Linked DNA regions of Mus musculus: region 1 is linked to region 2. The links are chromatin loops, found by intact Hi-C in ENCODE. Cell type or tissue: heart. All regions are shown on one strand.

Region 1 (8,000 bases), 420 kb after region 2:
CCAAGATCCCCTAACCTGTCATCATTATAATTTACCAGAAAACGGTCTCCCGGTGTGGGCGGGATCATCAGATTCTTCCAAAGGAATTAGAAGAGGTCAAAACTTGGAAGGTTGGTGTGACAGTGTACTCGATCAGATGAAGAGAGAAGAGTATTCCTAATGTTGAACAAGAGACAATTGGCTAGTTTGTTCGGCCAGCCAACAGAAGGCTAATTCATGGTGTTGCTTGCCATCAATACGGGACTGAGCATAGAAATTCCTCACGCTCGCCTGGTACAGAAGTCTCTGTAACCACAGTCCCTCTCCACCCCACCCAGCCCCGCCCTATTCCACACTTTCCTCCCACAGTGCTGAGTGAACAAAATTATGTTTAAGACACAAACTAAAATCCGCCTGTGTCCTTTGGCCTATCTTAAGATTCCTAGGCCATTGAGCTTTCCAGGGGAAGACTTGTAAGAAGATACTATTGAGAAGTTAAGTCTAGTTTGAAAGCCATGCTTGAGGTCTTGGGTTCAATTCCTAGTAATGAGGCAAAAACAAAATTGAAAGCTGAGGCTATAAAACTAAGTGAGATGTATATCTATCTATCCATCTATCAGAAATTTATCTGATAGGTGGATGGCTAGCTAGCTAGAGTGCTGGCTTAGCATTTGCAAATCTCAGTCACCAGCACAAAAACAGAGAAATGTATATGAAAAGATGGATTGAAAGGAGAGGAGAATTATGTACATTCTAGAGTCAGATTGGGACTGGAAAGAGAGCTCAGCAGTTAAGAGCACTGACTGCTCTTCCAGAGATTCTGAGTTCAAATCCCAGCATCCACATGGTGGCTCACAACCATCTGTAATGGGATCTGATGCCCTCTTCTGGTGTGTCTGAAGACAGCTACAGTGTACTCACATACATAAAATAAGTAACTAAATCTTTTTTTAAAAGTCAGAATTTGGAGGCAGTGATGGAAGGTAGTGATGGAAGGCAGATATGGGAAAGAATAGAAGTGCCTATGTGAATGTGAGGCATGGTGGCTGAAGCCTTTGACCCCAGCACTCAGGAGGCCGAGTCTTCCAGACCAGCCTGATATACATAGCAAGCTCCAGGTCAGCCAGAGCTATAGTGAGACCCCATCTTATTTTAAACTTGTGTGTGTCTAGTCTGGATAATAGGAACTATTATACTGAGCAGAGTTAGCCCCGCCTGTCTCCTAAGGTCTTGCTACTCACCTTTCCAGTCCTATATCCAACAGCCACCATGAATATCACCTGAATCTTCCAAACACAGGTTGTTGTTTTTAGCCCACCAACCTATCCTATATCCCAGAACACTTCTCACATATGAATTATTATAATCTCCTTGCTGCCATCTTGGCTCCAATCCATTCTCTACAGCGCAACCAGATCTTAGTAATGCAATTATTGGTCACTTTATTCTTTTAAGGGTTAAATGACTCCTCATCTTCACCAAGTTGGTGCCATAGTTTTTAAGTTGATATGTAAGGCCAGGCCCAACCTCTCTCCTACTAATCTCTCAAGCCTTCCCCTAGTGCATTTCCTTCTTTTTTTCTTTCCTTTTTTTTTTTTTTTGGTGGGGGAGAGGGGCGGGGGGATGGGGTTCTTTTTTTGTTTTGTTTTTTCGAGACAGGGTTTCTCTGTGTAGCCCTGGCTGTCCTGGAACTCACTCTGTAGACCAGGCTGGCCTTGAACTCAGAAATCCACCTGCCTCTGCCTCCCAAGTGCTGGGATTAAAGGCGTGCGCCACCACGCCCAGCTTCTTTCTTTCTTTTTCTTTTTTCTTTTTTTAATTCTCCCCACCCCCCCCCCAAAAAAAAAAAAAAAAAAAAAAAAAAGACAGGGCTTCTCTGTGTATCCCTGGCTGTCCTGGAACTTGCTCTGTAAACCAGACTGTTCTCAAACTCAGAGATCCAACTGCCTGAGCTTTCTGTGTTCCAGGTGGCGTGGTACAATGAACTCCTGCCTCCAGCCTTCCACTTGCCCTTCCCAGGACCTACCCTGGCCTTCCTGGTACTCAGCACACCTGCTATGTTTGACAGAGCCCTCAAACCCTTCTTAAAGAGCTGCCACTTCCAAACACTGAGAGACCCGGTGGATCAATGTGTGTCCTACCACCTGAGGAGTGTTACAGAGGTAATGTGGAACTTTCCTTCAACTCCCAAATCCACATCTGCTTCCCTGTTGACCTAGCTTAGGGCACAATCTAGCCTTAGGGCTAGGAGCCCTGACATTCTGCAACTTCTTTTTTTTTTTTTTTTTTTTTAAAGATTTATTTATTTATTATATGTAAGTACACTGTAGCTGTCTTCAGACACTCCAGAAGAGGGGGTCAGATCTTGTTACAGATGGTTGTGAGCCACCATGTGGTTGCTGGGATTTGAACTCCGGACCTTCGGAAGAGCAGTCGGGTGCTCTTACCCACTGAGCCATCTCACCAGCCCCCTATTCTGCAACTTCTTACACCCAGGTTTTACCCTTTCCTTTAGCAGACTCCCCATCTGAAATCAGTTTCGTAGGGTGACTACACTGATAGACAACTAGAGGAACCTCTAGTCTTAATCTTTTTACAAATCTTTTTTTTCCTTTGTTTTTATTTATTTATTATATGTAGGTACACTGCGGCTGTCCTCAGACACTCCAGAAGAGGGAGTCAGATCTCATTATGGATGGTTGTGAGCCACCATGTGGTTGCTGGGATTTGAACTCCTGACCTTCGGAAGAACAGTCGGGTGCTCTTACCCACTGAGCCATCTCACCAGCCCCTCTAGTCTTAATCTTAAAGATGTTGGAATATTAGTAATCCAACATCTTTAGTCATTGGTCATTGACTTTAGTCATTGGGTTCTATGCTGTCTGTGGAGCCTTTGAAGGCAGAAGACTATTTCCCAGCCTGTACTCATTTATATACACATAAATCTTTACATATACATTCTAGGTCTTTCCACTCTAGAATTGCCACAGACAACTCAATAACTCCTATAATGGAGGCTTCTGAGCAAGGCTTTTATATTTCCTTTCAAGCACAGGCCCTTCTGAGGGGGCAGAGAAACTCTAAAATCCTTCACTTTGTAGCTCCTTAGGTTAAAGTTGTTTTTCCTTCAAACAGACATTTAATGGTGAATTCCAGCAGTAGAGAGATAGAGGCAGGAGAATCAGGAATTCATGATCATCTTTAGATATATAAAGCATGTTCAAGGTCATTCTGACCCGGTCACACACACACACAAACAAACAAACAAACAAAAAAATCCCCTTGGGCTTATAAAAACAGAAGGCATATTAATACATAACTTAGGACTTAGAACAAAATCATGACTCCCATCATGCTAACAAGCGCCCTGTATTCTGTTCCAGAAGTTTCCAGAAGTGCATATGGAAGTCATTGCTGACTATGAGGTACACCCCAATCGGCGACCTAAGATTCTCGCCCAGACAGCAGCCCATGTGGCAGGTGCTGCTTATTACTACCAACGACAAGATGTGGATGCAGACCCATGGGGGACCCAGGTTAGAGAGTGAATGTGAATGAGTGGGTGGGGACCAAGGGAAAGGATAGTAAAGGCTCCTAAAGGATCCCCTACAATATAAGGTCTGTATAAGTGCTGAGATTAAAGGTGTGCCCCACCACTGCCCGGCTAGATTTTTTTTTTAAAGATTTATTTATTTATTGTATGTAAGTACACTGTAGCTATCTTCAGACACACCAGAAGAGGGCATCAGTTCTCGTTACAGATGGTTGTGAGCCACCATGTGGTTGCTGGGATTTGAACTCAGGACCTTCAGAAGAGCAGTCAGTGCTCTTCACCACTGAGCCATCTCTCCAGCCCTAGATTTCTTAATTTAATAGAAGGGACAGAGCCTTCTGCATGGAATGAGTGTGCACTGAGTGGGAAAGAATTAGAAAAAGATTAGGAACATTTGTTGCTTTTGTATGAACCATGTTCAATCCCAAGCACTCACGTGGCTGCTCAGAACCATCTGCAACTCGTTTTTAGATTGACACCCTCTGCTGGCCGCTGTGGGTACTGCTTGCATGCAAGCAAAACACTCATACCCATACTTGGGGGATAAAAAGTTTCCAATAGTCGTTGAACCTAGTGTCAAAATGACCTCTGTAACCCTGCTTTTTCTTTGTCCTCTCCCCAGCACATAGCAGGTGTGTGCATACACCCCCGATTTGGGGGCTGGTTTGCCATCCGAGGGGTTATGTTGCTGCCAGGGATTGAAGTGCCAAATTTGCCACCCAGAAAGCCCCCTGACTGTGTGCCTACAAGAGCTGGCCGCATCACTCTGCTTGAAGGTTTCAATTTCCATTGGCGGGACTGGACTTACCGTGATGCTGTGACTCCTGAAGAACGGTACTCCGAAGAACAGAAGATCTACTTTTCCACCCCACCTGCCCAACGCTTGGCCCTATTAGGCTTAGCCCAACCCTCAGAACACCCTAGCACTACATCTGAGCTTCCTCTTTCCTTGCTTACTAAACCTCAGAATTCCAGGAGAGCTCGAAGCTGGCTGAGTCCAAGTGTCTCACCACCTGTATCCCCAGGCCCTTGATAACTTTTCCCCTTCAGGATCCCACTCATAGTAGATTTATTTTAAGTAGGATTTGGGTTTTGAAAAAAACACTTTCTCCTTTTTTAGTTTTTTTGAGACAAGGTTCCTCTATGTAGCTCAGACCAGGTTGGCCTCAAGCTAAGAGAGATCCATCTGCCTCTGTCTTCTCCAGAGTGCTGATTTTTTGCACTGTGGAAAAACCATTTTATTTTAGGTAGGATTTCCTGATAATAGTGCTTCAGACAGTCAAGACTCAATTTACATTGGTCAAGATAAATCATATGCCAAGGCAGACTCAAAAATCAGCAGTTGACTTCAAATATTAGACTCATGCCCATTACTATTTTTTTGTTTTTGTTTTTTGTTTTTTCAAGACAGGGTTTCTCTGTGTAGCCCTGGCTGTCCTGGAACTCACTCTGTTGACCAGGCTGGCCTCAAACTCAGAAATCCACCTGCCTCTGCCTCCCGAGTGCTGGGATTAAAGGCGTGCACTACCAAGCCCGGCTTTGTGTAGTACTCTTAAGATACTATTTAAGAACCATGGTTCTCACTGTTCGTTCCTAAAGCTGCTATCATTTAATGCAGTTCCTCATGTTGTAGTGACCGCAACCATAAAATTATTTTTGTTGCTACCTAATAATTTTGCTAGTTATGAATCAATTGTCTTAGGGAATCCAGTGAAAGGGTTGTTCAACAACCCCTGGGGGCTGAGAATCACAGATTTAGCAGCTCCTAGGGGTACCCACCACATTGAGCTATGCTGAATTAATATTTAAGTAAACTACATTGAAACTGCCCCGACCTACAGTGTGCTATTACTAAAGGCTCAGGCAATCTTATACTTATGCTCAAATAGATGTACTTTGAATTCTGGAATGTTGGAAGGACATGATGTCATAGGATTATTTTGTCAACCCTAACCAAGAATCCAGAAGAAACTTCCTGACTTTACAGGATCAGAAAGGAATATTCTCTCATCACAGCTAAAATACAAGTAGTTGAATACAATCATATCCAAAGCCACCAACTTTGTTTGCCTGTTTGTTGATTCCAGAGATAGTTTCCCAATTCTGATATTTCAAATTTCACTCCCAGGGTCCAGGGAGGTTAGTTGGTAAATTGTAATGTGCTGTTTTTACTTGTTGAAAACTAAAACAGGAGACAGACCAGTCTCAGACTCAATCATGTTTCCTTGAACAGGAATCCACCCCCGCCCTCCAAACCCTGCAACAGGGAGGGAGAAGCAAACTACTGAGGGTATTAAGGGATCTGCAACCCTATAGGTGGAACAACATTATGAACTAACCAGTACCCCGGAGCTCTTGACTCTAGCTGCATATATATCAAAAGATGGCCTAGTCGGCCATCACTGGAAAGAGAGGCCCATTGGACTTGCAAACTTTATATGCCCCAGTACAGGGGAACACCAGGGCCAAAAAGGGGGAGTGGGTGGGCAGGGGAGTGGGGGTGGGTGGATATGGGAGACTTTTGGTATAGCATTGGAAATGTAAATGAGTTAAATACCTAATAAAAAATGGAAAAAAAATATCTAATAAAAACTAAAATAAATTATTAAAAAAAAAAAAAAAGAAAGAAAGAAATTACACCCAGGAAGGAGAGAGGTTAAGGGCACTGGATACTCTTGTAGAAGTCCTGAGTGATTCCCAGCAATCACATGATGTGACCTGGTGCTGTCTTCTGGCCCGCAGGTATATGTGCGGGGAGACCATGTGTATACATGACATGTATATAACATGTATATAGTAAATCTTAAAAATGCATCCTGAAAACTGGTAGGTGTAACATTTCCAAGGTTAGTGTTACTTATTCCGTGATATAAAAATGTAGTGGCAAAAGGGAAAAAGAAGCCCTAATAACTTTTTCAAGCACTTTGCTGTGCCCTGCCCAGAACTCCAATGTTCCATACTTTGGTTGCTGGGAACAAGGGGACAATTATTGGAGCTTATTGGCCAGCAAAGCTCAGTAAGCACCCAGTTCAATTAAGACTGCCTCATCAGGTGGCTCACAACTGCTTCTCATTCCAGCCCCAAAAGGTCAGACACATTCTTCTGGTCTACAAACAAGCGAAGTGTTACCATGTAGCCTAATCTAGCACTCATCTATGAGATTAAAACTTGACAGGCCCAGTGGTCATTCCTTTTTCCTCCTAGATTACATTCATATTTGTGGGAGAGAGGCATATCACAGTGCATTTATGAAGTCAGAGGACAACTTGTAGGAAGGAGTCAATTGTCTCTTCTTCCACCATGTGGCAAGTATCTTTAATGTGGTGGTTTGAGTAGGCACAGTCCCTAGACTGTTTTTGACTGCTCGGCCATAGGTAATTGCACTGTCAGTAAGTGTGGTCTTGGTGTGAAGTGTCACTGTGGGAACAGGCTTTGAGGTGTCCTATACTCAAACCACACCCAGTGTGGCACACACATCTTTTTCTGCTTAGAACTCACAACTCCTTAGCCAGCACCATATCTTCCTGTACTGTGCCATGTTTCTCACCATAATGGACTAAATAATGACTATAAGCCAGCCCCAATTAAATGTTCTCCTTTTTTAGAGTTGCCATGGTCAGAGTCTCTTAACAGCAATAAAACTCTAAGATACCCAATGAACTTCTTATTGGCCAAGTCCTATTTATTTTGCAGAGCAGACAGACACTAGGCATTTATCCTAAGAAGCAAAAATTCTGTTCCATGCAACCCTCCCAGCACTAAACAGCTCAAATAAATCTTTCCCAGACTTGCCTATAACCCAGCAAACATGAACTGCAGTGCAATGGCTGAGAGGACAGCAGGGCTTGGGTCTGCTTTTCAATCTAAAATATTGTTAAACTAAAAACTTTCTTCTGTGTGGGTATGTGTACTGAAGCCTTTTTTTCCCTTTAAAGACCAGGCCTAATGCATCACACAGGTGAACCTCTGATCCTTTTGCCTTCAGTTCACTAGTACTGAGATTACAGGTGTGTACTATCACACCTTGTTTACATGGCAATAGGGTTATAACAAGGCTTGTGCACACTAAACGTAATAGTTAACTTCTGTCAACTTGACAGTATTTTTTTTTCATTTATTCATTCACCCAGGAGAAGAAACCTCAATTTAAACATTTCCAAGATTAGAGTGGTCTGTGGGACATTTTCTGCTTCAGTTCCTCCTTGAAGTCCTACCCTGACTTTACCTCAGGTATGACTGTGACCAGGAAGTATAAGCCAGATACTTTTTAGTTGCTGTGTTCAGCAACAAGTAAAACAGAATACCAGGCAAGCACTCTACCAAAAGCTTTGTCTCCAGACCTGAGGCACCTTTCAACCTTTCAAACCCAATTTTCTAAGAAAAACAGGGGCTTTGGAGATAGTTCAGCTGTGACATGCTTGTGAGGAAGCAATTTACTCCATGGAACTCCCATTTAAAAAAAAAAAAA
Region 2 (8,000 bases):
AGCTGCTGCCTGGGCAGATTCCCAACCTGGGCCTCATCCACCACCAGCCTCTCCCGGGATCATAGGCCTTTCTAGCCCCAGCTTCTTCTCTGGGTCCTGTCTGCATCTGCATCCCTTTCCTGAACCTCAGGCCTTCTTTAAGGACCTGGGCCTTTCTGCTCCTATATTTTAGCTCCTCGGCAAACAGGCCTCCAGCTCCTGCCCTCCCTCTCAGGTCTTTCTTGGCCTGGCTAGGCCTTCTAGACTGTTCCACCCTTTAACCTACTGCCCACTGCACTTATGGAGAACCCAGGACTGGTGGTACGTGGGCAGGCTGCACCCTTTTCCACAGCACTTCGAAGCCTCATCAACAACCCCCAGTACAGGTGAGGCAGTGGCCCCCTGGGGGGTTTTCCCTAGCTGGCCTGTGAATTTGAGGAGGCTAAGGGCAAGGAAGCCCGGGAAAGAACACTTGGCCTCCCTGGGGAACTCAGTCTGTGAGGAAGTCAGCTATAGAGGAAATTTACTTGTCTGTGGCCACACTACCCTGAGAGTCAGAGGCGGGGGTAGTGGCAGATAGAAGGGAGGGCAGCTGTGTGAACTCAGGCAATGCCTGAGTTCTCTGGCTTCTCCTCCACCCCCTCGGCCCTGAAAGATGGGTTATGATTTGATTCACCCCCATTGGGCTTTCGACTGAGCACTGGAACGTCTTATCTTGAAGAGACAGAGGTATGGATGGCTCTAGCGATTCATAAGAGGAACGAAGCCCAAAGGATCGAGCCGGAGACCCAGACAGGAAGTAGTTCAAGGTTTCCGACCACCCACTGCTTGCCCAAGAGACTAGTGCTGTCTGAAACCAGGAATAGAGTTCACTGGGGGCAGGGCTGGTCATGGGAGACAAGAACTCTGTTTCCCATCCCCAGACTCTCAGAGGCTGCCCTGCTCCCCAGGGTTAAGACTGCCATAATTCTCGGTTTTTTGAGGACAGGGTGCCACAGTCTGGCCTGAAGAGTGGAGCCTTAGGCAGGAGGCTTTGGAAGCTGAAGCGCTCGCTGCTGCCTCCTACCCCTACTTAACACAGAGGCTGGGGCCGGAAGTGATTATGAAGATGGAAAATGTGGTCTCACCTCATGATGGTGATCACTGTCATGTCTGTCTGCAGTCAGTGTGCTCTGTACCCCACATCCTCACACCCTCCCACAGGAAGAAGGGTAAAAATGCTGAGTTGGCATTTGGTGAAGGCGTCCCAAGAGGAGTGTCCTCTCCCCCAAGATTCAGACTGGGGAGACATCAACCTGGCTTGCATGAGCTCTGCTATCCCCCTACCCCCCCATCCCCCCGCCCCCTGTGAACCAAGCATAGTCCACTCCCTTGAGACCTGCCATCATGGCTGAAAAGTCTTAGAGTCAAAGATATAAAGTCACCGAGTGGAACTGAGACTAGAGCACAGGCTTGTGTCTTCCAGATGTAGGCTTTGACCTCACACAAAAAGAAGCCCTAGTGTGACAGAGGTAAAGCCAACAGTGTGATCTAGGTCTGAGATCCCCTCCCCTGGCCCTCCCTCTCTTCCACAGTGATATTTGCTTTGTGGTTGGTCAAGAACGGCAAGAGGTATTTGCCCACCGGTGCTTGTTGGCCTGTAGATGTAACTTCTTCCAGAGACTTTTGGGCCCTGGGGTACCTAGTCCTGTGGTGCTAAGCACTGTGCCTGCCGAAGCCTTCTTAGCTGTGCTGGAGTTCCTATACACCAACAGTGTCAAGCTGCACCAACACTCTGTGAGCCTACCAAGCAGAGGTCTGGGTGGGAGAGAAGATGAGGATGCCCGAGTCAGAAGGATGCCCATTATGCTGTGGGTTGAGGGGTGGGGGAAACTCCCTTCTGCTCCCTCAGCCACTCCCCTCTCCCTCCTCGCCCCCCCCCCCCCCCCGCAGGTGCTGGAGGTGCTGACAACAGCTGTGGAATATGGGCTGGAGGAACTTCGAGAGGTGAGTGTCTCAGGCAAGCCATCTTGTCTCCCTTGCCTTTCAGTTCATCGTCTCCTTCATAGTCTGACCTTCTCACACAGAGTATGATAGCTCTCTGTGTACACAGGATCTGTACATGCTCAGTGTGTGCTGAGTGAGCACAGGAAGTATTTATGGCTGGTTCTTCAGTGCAACGGTGAATTGGCTTTGGCCCATGATTGAATGGAAGGAGAGACATGAAAATGCTTAACATATATGGAGGCTTTGTGCTTCTGGCTTAGGGAGGATGGCAAGGTTAAGGCCAGCCTGAACTACCTAAGGAGTTCCAGGCTAGCCTGAGCTACAGAGTAAGAGTCTCAAAACCCTAGACTTAAAAGTAGGGGTCTAAGTGTGATGGGCAAACAGCTGATGTGTGGAGAGAGATTCTTGGAGAAGGAAACCTTTGTGTCAGAGCTGGAAGAACAAATAGGGTTTTGTTCAGGGGTGGGAAGATGACATTACAGTCACAGGACACTCAAGGAACTCCTTAGCTGTGTGGTGGACTGGGAACTTGGGTGTGGGGTGAGCTGGGAAGGGTACCAGGAAGCTGATTCACACAGGTGCTTCAAGAATCGGGACTTGCCGGGCGTTGGTGGTGCCCGCCTTTAATCCCAGCACTTGGGAGGCAGAGGCAGGCAGATTTCTGAGTTCAAGGCCAGCCTGATCTACAGAGTGAGTTCCAGGACAGCCAGGGCTACACAGAGAAACTCTGTCCAAAAAAAGGAAAAAAAAAAAAAAAAGAATCGGGGCTTTAGGCTGGGAGTGTAGGTCAGTGGCAGAGCACTTGCCTAGCATACTATAGGCTCTGGGTTTAATTCCTAGCACCAGCCAGGTGTGGTGGTGGTATGTACCTATATATCCAGCACCCAGTAGGCAGAATAGAGGAGGATAATTCTAAGCTCAGGGCTAACCTTGTCCACAGAGTGAGTTCTAAGCCAGCCAGGGCTACACAGCAAGACCCTGTCTCAACTCTTCCTTCCCTGGACTTTTGACGCAAGGATAGTGGAGATTCATTGAAAGTTTTTGGCAAGGGAAAGGGACTGAGAGAAGAGGGAAAGGAAAGGGCCTGTCAGATCAGTGCAGAAATCCAGAGGGTGTGGCCGAGGAGGAAATGGCAGTCCACAAGAGGTAGGTGGCCCTGAGAAGGGACAGCTGGCACTGCCCAGTGCCTTTTTGGAGGAAGAGACTGGAGTTTTTGGATGAGTTTTACCAGAGACAAGTGTACCAGAAGGTGCTTTGCTGGCCTCCAGGCCCTCTGGGCTTGCTAAATTACAGGTCTGAACAATTGCATCTGTTTTCCAAATCTGGGCGCTCAAGGTGGCGCTGGGGCTGCTGGGAGTCTGAATGAGTCATTGCTCCAAGCTCCATTGTTTCTGGGATAGGACTTGGAGTCTTGACACCGGCACACAGGTCGCTTCATTTCTGTCCCCAGCTCTGCCTGGAGTTTGTGGTGAAGGTGTTGGATGTGGAGCTGGTCTGTGAGGCTCTGCAGGTGAGTACTGATGAGCAGCCCTGTGGATGAATCTGATGTTTAGAATGTGGTCCTCCAATGGCCTATAGAATGGCCTCCTCCGTCAGAAGCCCGGACTGGTCTGTCTGTTAAAGAACAATATGTGCTCAAGGATATGCTTATGAAAGAAATTCTGCCTGTGCTCAGATCTGTAGGGTACAGAGTATATCAGTAAGGTCATATGTAGGACGAATAGGCTGGGAAAGGCAGGTGTGATGACACACACCTTTAACTCCAGTACTTGGAAAGCAGAAGCCAGAGTTCGAGACCTGCCAGGGCTACATAGTGATCTATTAAGAGTGGGAAAAAAGAGGTTGAAAGATGGTGGTGCATGCCTTTAATCCAAGCAGAGGCAGGTAGATCTCTGAGTTCAAGGCCAGCTTGGACTACAGAGTGAGTTCCATGACAACCAAGGTTACCTAGAGAAACTCTGTCTTGAAAAACAACAACAAAACAATTCTAAACATGGATAGTAGAAAGGTGGGGGTGTGGAGTTTAGAAGCCAAGCTTGGGCTCAAAGATGGAGTTTGAAAGACCTGAACATGGTCTCCTCTACCCCACACCTGTGTGCTCTGCACAAGGCACTTTGCCTACTTTCAGGAGACACTGCAGGTGCTGCTAGCCTTCTGTTTAGATTGTGCTCAGTGGCAGTACCTTGTGTGCAAATCTGGGTTATCCAGCTTCTTCAGTCTCTAGCCTAATCATACTCTGCTCTCAGGTTGCTGTAACCTTTGGCCTGGGGTCACTACAGGAGCGGTGCATAGCCTTTATAGAAGCTCACAGCCAGGTACAACTCCCCATCCTTATACTTGTAACTTGTAGCCCCCCCATGCCATTTTTTCTCTGCCCTGACCGACACACCGGCCCATAGGAGGCGCTCCGCACCCGTGGCTTTCTGGAGCTGTCCGCCACCGCGCTGCTGCCTGTGCTACGCAGTGACAAGCTCTGCGTGGATGAGACTGAGCTAGTCCAGGCAGCCCGAAGCTGGGCACGCGTGGGCGCCGTGAGTGGGACCTGGGGGGAGGGCGAGGACACCGAAACGGTGCAGGCCACGGGAACTCTGTAAGCGGGCAGCAGGCACGTGCTCAAGGCTCGCTTCCACAGGCGGTGTTAGAGCAACCCGTGGCTGAGGTGGCAGCTCCAGTGGTCCGAGAGCTGAGACTGGCTTTGCTTGCCCCGGCGGAGCTAAGCGCCCTGGAAGAGCAGAACCGACGGGAACCGCTCATCCCGGTGCGGACGCCAGTAACCAAACTCAGATCCACTCTGCCACGTGGGAACGAGGAGCAAGGGCGGGAGGCTTGGGACTTCGGTCTGCGTGGTGACCCGCTTTCCCCTACAGGTTGAACAGATTGTGGAGGCATGGAAGTGTCACGCCCTACGGAGAGGAGATGCGGCCCGGAGCGCGCCGTGCCGCCGGCGGAGGGGTACCCGGCCCCGGGATCACCATCGCTTTCTGGACCTTCGTTTCAAATGATCCACTTCCGGACCTTCCCAGGAAGTTGACTACATCCCAAACTACAGCTCCCGAGGTGCTCTGCGTTGGAGGTGGGCTTCCGCTCCCAGCAAGCTCAGCCGCCGGATACGGGAAGGACCGCTCTGCGTCTAGAGTGAAACCTAAGCCTCTGTGGAAGAGTAGGGATTGCGCAATGGGCCCAAAGTTGTGGCTTGGGTGATGTCCTGAGACCGGAAACGAGGGTGGCCTTTGTTGCATAAGCTCATGCGGCATTCTGCAAGTCGATCATTCCTCTACGCCCCTCTACTCGGATGACGCGATCTCTATGTAGCTCATCCTCTTTAACAAATCAGCTTCAGGCTCAGCGCAAATTCGAGCTTCTCACCATCTTTCCCAACCCTGGAAATAGTGTTAATCTTTTGTGCGGATCTGGAACCCGGACCTCATTCTTGCCTACCTCATGCCTTTTCTCCCTTCTAGGGTCTCTTCTGCTGTTACCCTAGCCAGTGCCCCTCACTCCTTTCTCTGTCAGGGGACAGTATCCATCCCTATGATGGTCCCATCGCTTTGATTGTCAAGCTTTTCCTCCTGAGCCCTTTAACGTCCATACTGCTTTCCAGGACAGCCTACAAAATTTCCTTGAGATTTAGCAATCCTAAACTCTGCGTTTGGGAGTTCCAGAATTATTGGGGGGTGGGATGGGTTGTCGACAATCTCTCACTGTAACCCCATCTGACCTAGAGCTATTTAGGACAGACTAGCTTTGAACTCACTGCGCTCCGACTGCCTCTGCCTCCCTGGTACAGAGATTAAAGGCGTGTACTATCGCTCCTAATTCTGGCTTTACATAAAAATATATTGCTTATGAATTAAAGATGAATATTTGTATTCTGTCAAGATGGAAAAGGTGGCTGCCCAGTGGGACCACTCCTGGCACCCTTCTTTGGATCATGAACACTGAAAGTAATTTGCTGCTTGCTTGCCTGTTCCATGCTTTTGCTTCCTTTACATCAACTTTAGAAGCCATGTACTAATCTGTACTAATACTGCGCTTCCATTAGCTTTGCTGTATTGTGATGAAAAGGCTTTTGAAATTATTATTATTTTATTTTATTTTATTTTTTTGGTTTTTTTGAGACAGGGTTTCTCTGTGTAGCCCTGGCTGTCCTGGAACTCACTTTGTAGACCAGGCTGGCCTCAAACTCAGAAATCCGCCTGCCTCTGCCTCCTGAGTGCTGGGATTAAAGGCGTGCACCACCACGCCCGGCCTCTAAATTATTTTTGGGAGCTTGGAGAGTCTTCAGATTGCTTTAAAGCACCCATCCTTTTCCTTGAGGATAGAAAGCTTTTGTTCATGCAGGCTGTCTTCTGGACATGTGTTCTGCGAGGCAAGCATAGCATGGCGGCATACATAGGTAAATGTCAGCACTTGGGAAGTGGACGGAGGAGGATCAGCAGTTTGAGGCTAGCCTAGGTTAGTTACAAGGTGAGACCTGTTTCAAAAAATAAACTGAGCATGATGTTACACAGCTTTAATGTCAGCATTCAAGTTTCTGGTTTGGTAAATCAACTTTGGGAATGTTGGTAAACAGAACTGACCGAGTGGAACCCTGGACCGCAGCCACTGTTCTCCCTGGTTCTCTTGACAATTGCTTGACTGGGACCTAGCTCTGTCTTCCCTCCTAGGGTCTGGGTTTGGTAAATTGTTGCTTCTAATGTTACTGTTTTGTTTTCAGAGAGGGGCAGAGCACCCCATTTAGACTGAGCAGCACAGGACAGCTCTCAGGCAGTAGCCGGACCACACAGGAGCCGTATTACTACCCCTTGTGCAGGTCTCATCTCTGCTACTTTTTTTATTTTCTTGGATTTTGAGAAAGGGTCTCTCTGTTTAGCCCTGATTGTTGAAATCACTACATCCACCAGGCTGGCCTTGAACTCACAGGCTGGTCTTAAACTCATAGCAGTTCTCCTGTTTCAGCCTTCCGAGGATACCAGTGACATTACCAGTGTGAGCTGCTACACTCAGTAGCATCCAGTTCTTCTTGAAGGATGGCTTGGGGTTAGGACAAAGGAAGTCGAGGAAGACTCTATGTAGAGCCAGGCCATGGGGGTGGGTGCACACCTTTTATCTGAGCACTCGGGAGGTAAAGGTAGGCAGATCTCTGAGTTCTAGACCAGCCTTGTCTACAGAGTTCCAGAACACCCAAAGCTACACAGAGAAGCCCTGTTTCAGAAACAAACAAACAGACAAAACAGGTCCTAGGCAGAAGAAATGACACGTTCAAAGTTATGGTGATACAAATATTAGTGAAGTATTCTTGTCCAGAAGTGTGGTGTGTTTTTAGAAGGCTGTGTTTGGCAGTGGAGGCTAGCCCTAGTGGAGCTTGGAAAGGGATTGAGTTTAAGCTAAGGACTAGGGAGCCGTGAAAGGCTGCTAAGCCAGAAGGTAAAGTAGGGCTAGGTGCTACGCAGGTTGAGCTGACTTTACAAGTATGGAACTTCTCACCCCAGGCTAGATGAGATCAGTGGCCAAGGCTGACTGTGCCTGGGGGTTCAGCTCTGACTGGACTTGCTTAGTGACACCTTCATTCTTCAGGACCACACTGATCATGCAATCAGGGTAAAAACTTTCAACACAGCTGTGAACAATGTTTCTGAAAGGAACCGCGCCTTCTGCGAGGCTGATTAAGTGATCAGGACCACATGATGTGGGGCGGTTGGAATGCTCCAAATCTAGAGCCATTTTATCTTGGAACATCTTTGGCCCCCACAAGAGCCATTTATTGTCCTCCGAAGGTGACATCACATCTTTGTGACTATTAGGCAAATCTTTTGAAATGTACAAGTTCCTAGTTTCTAACCAACAGAAGGGCCCAGGACACTGACAGCATCTGTGGTTGAAATGCTGCTCTTTGGTCTGTGGTAACCTTGGCCACCTAAAGTTTCCATCAATGTGTCATACAGATTCGTTTATTTATTTAAAAGATTTACTATTTGGTAGACACTGTAGCTGTCTTCAGACACCCCAGAAGAGGGCATCAGATCATATTACGG

Evidence for each region. Hi-C counts contacts between places; a loop is a spot of excess contacts. Peaks named below come from ENCODE experiments on the same cell type or tissue, not always from the same donor. Only the 100,000 strongest peaks of a DNase experiment are listed, where the experiment ranks them.
Region 1: it touches region 2 in a loop (2.0-fold over the local background); 4 of 42 quality-filtered maps call a loop at or near these places.

The regions. Positions count from the first base shown.
Region 1 is chr4:116,700,022-116,708,021 of GRCm38, reverse strand. Mmachc (methylmalonic aciduria cblC type, with homocystinuria) reads left to right here. Exons shown (of 4, transcript NM_025962.3): 2 at 1,947-2,141; 3 at 3,363-3,515; 4 at 4,155-5,588. The coding sequence ends at 4,565. Among named protein-coding and RNA genes, the nearest start is that of Mmachc, 4.4 kb to the left of the region's middle. In heart, CTCF peaks have their summits at 838 (motif pointing left) and 4,033 (motif pointing left); a DNase peak (open chromatin) is centred at 4,021; H3K4me3 peaks cover 698 bases; H3K27ac peaks cover 427 bases.
Region 2 is chr4:117,117,694-117,125,693 of GRCm38, reverse strand. Btbd19 (BTB (POZ) domain containing 19) reads left to right here and starts at 36. Exons shown (of 8, transcript NM_001384196.1): 1 at 36-365; 2 at 1,554-1,755; 3 at 1,912-1,965; 4 at 3,416-3,475; 5 at 4,212-4,280; 6 at 4,365-4,496; 7 at 4,598-4,723; 8 at 4,833-6,475. The coding sequence starts at 280. The coding sequence ends at 4,967. It also overlaps a transcript of Tctex1d4 not described here. In heart, a CTCF peak has its summit at 4,357; DNase peaks (open chromatin) are centred at 453, 803, 4,573, 5,113 and 2 weaker places; H3K4me3 peaks cover 2,016 bases; H3K27ac peaks cover 3,257 bases.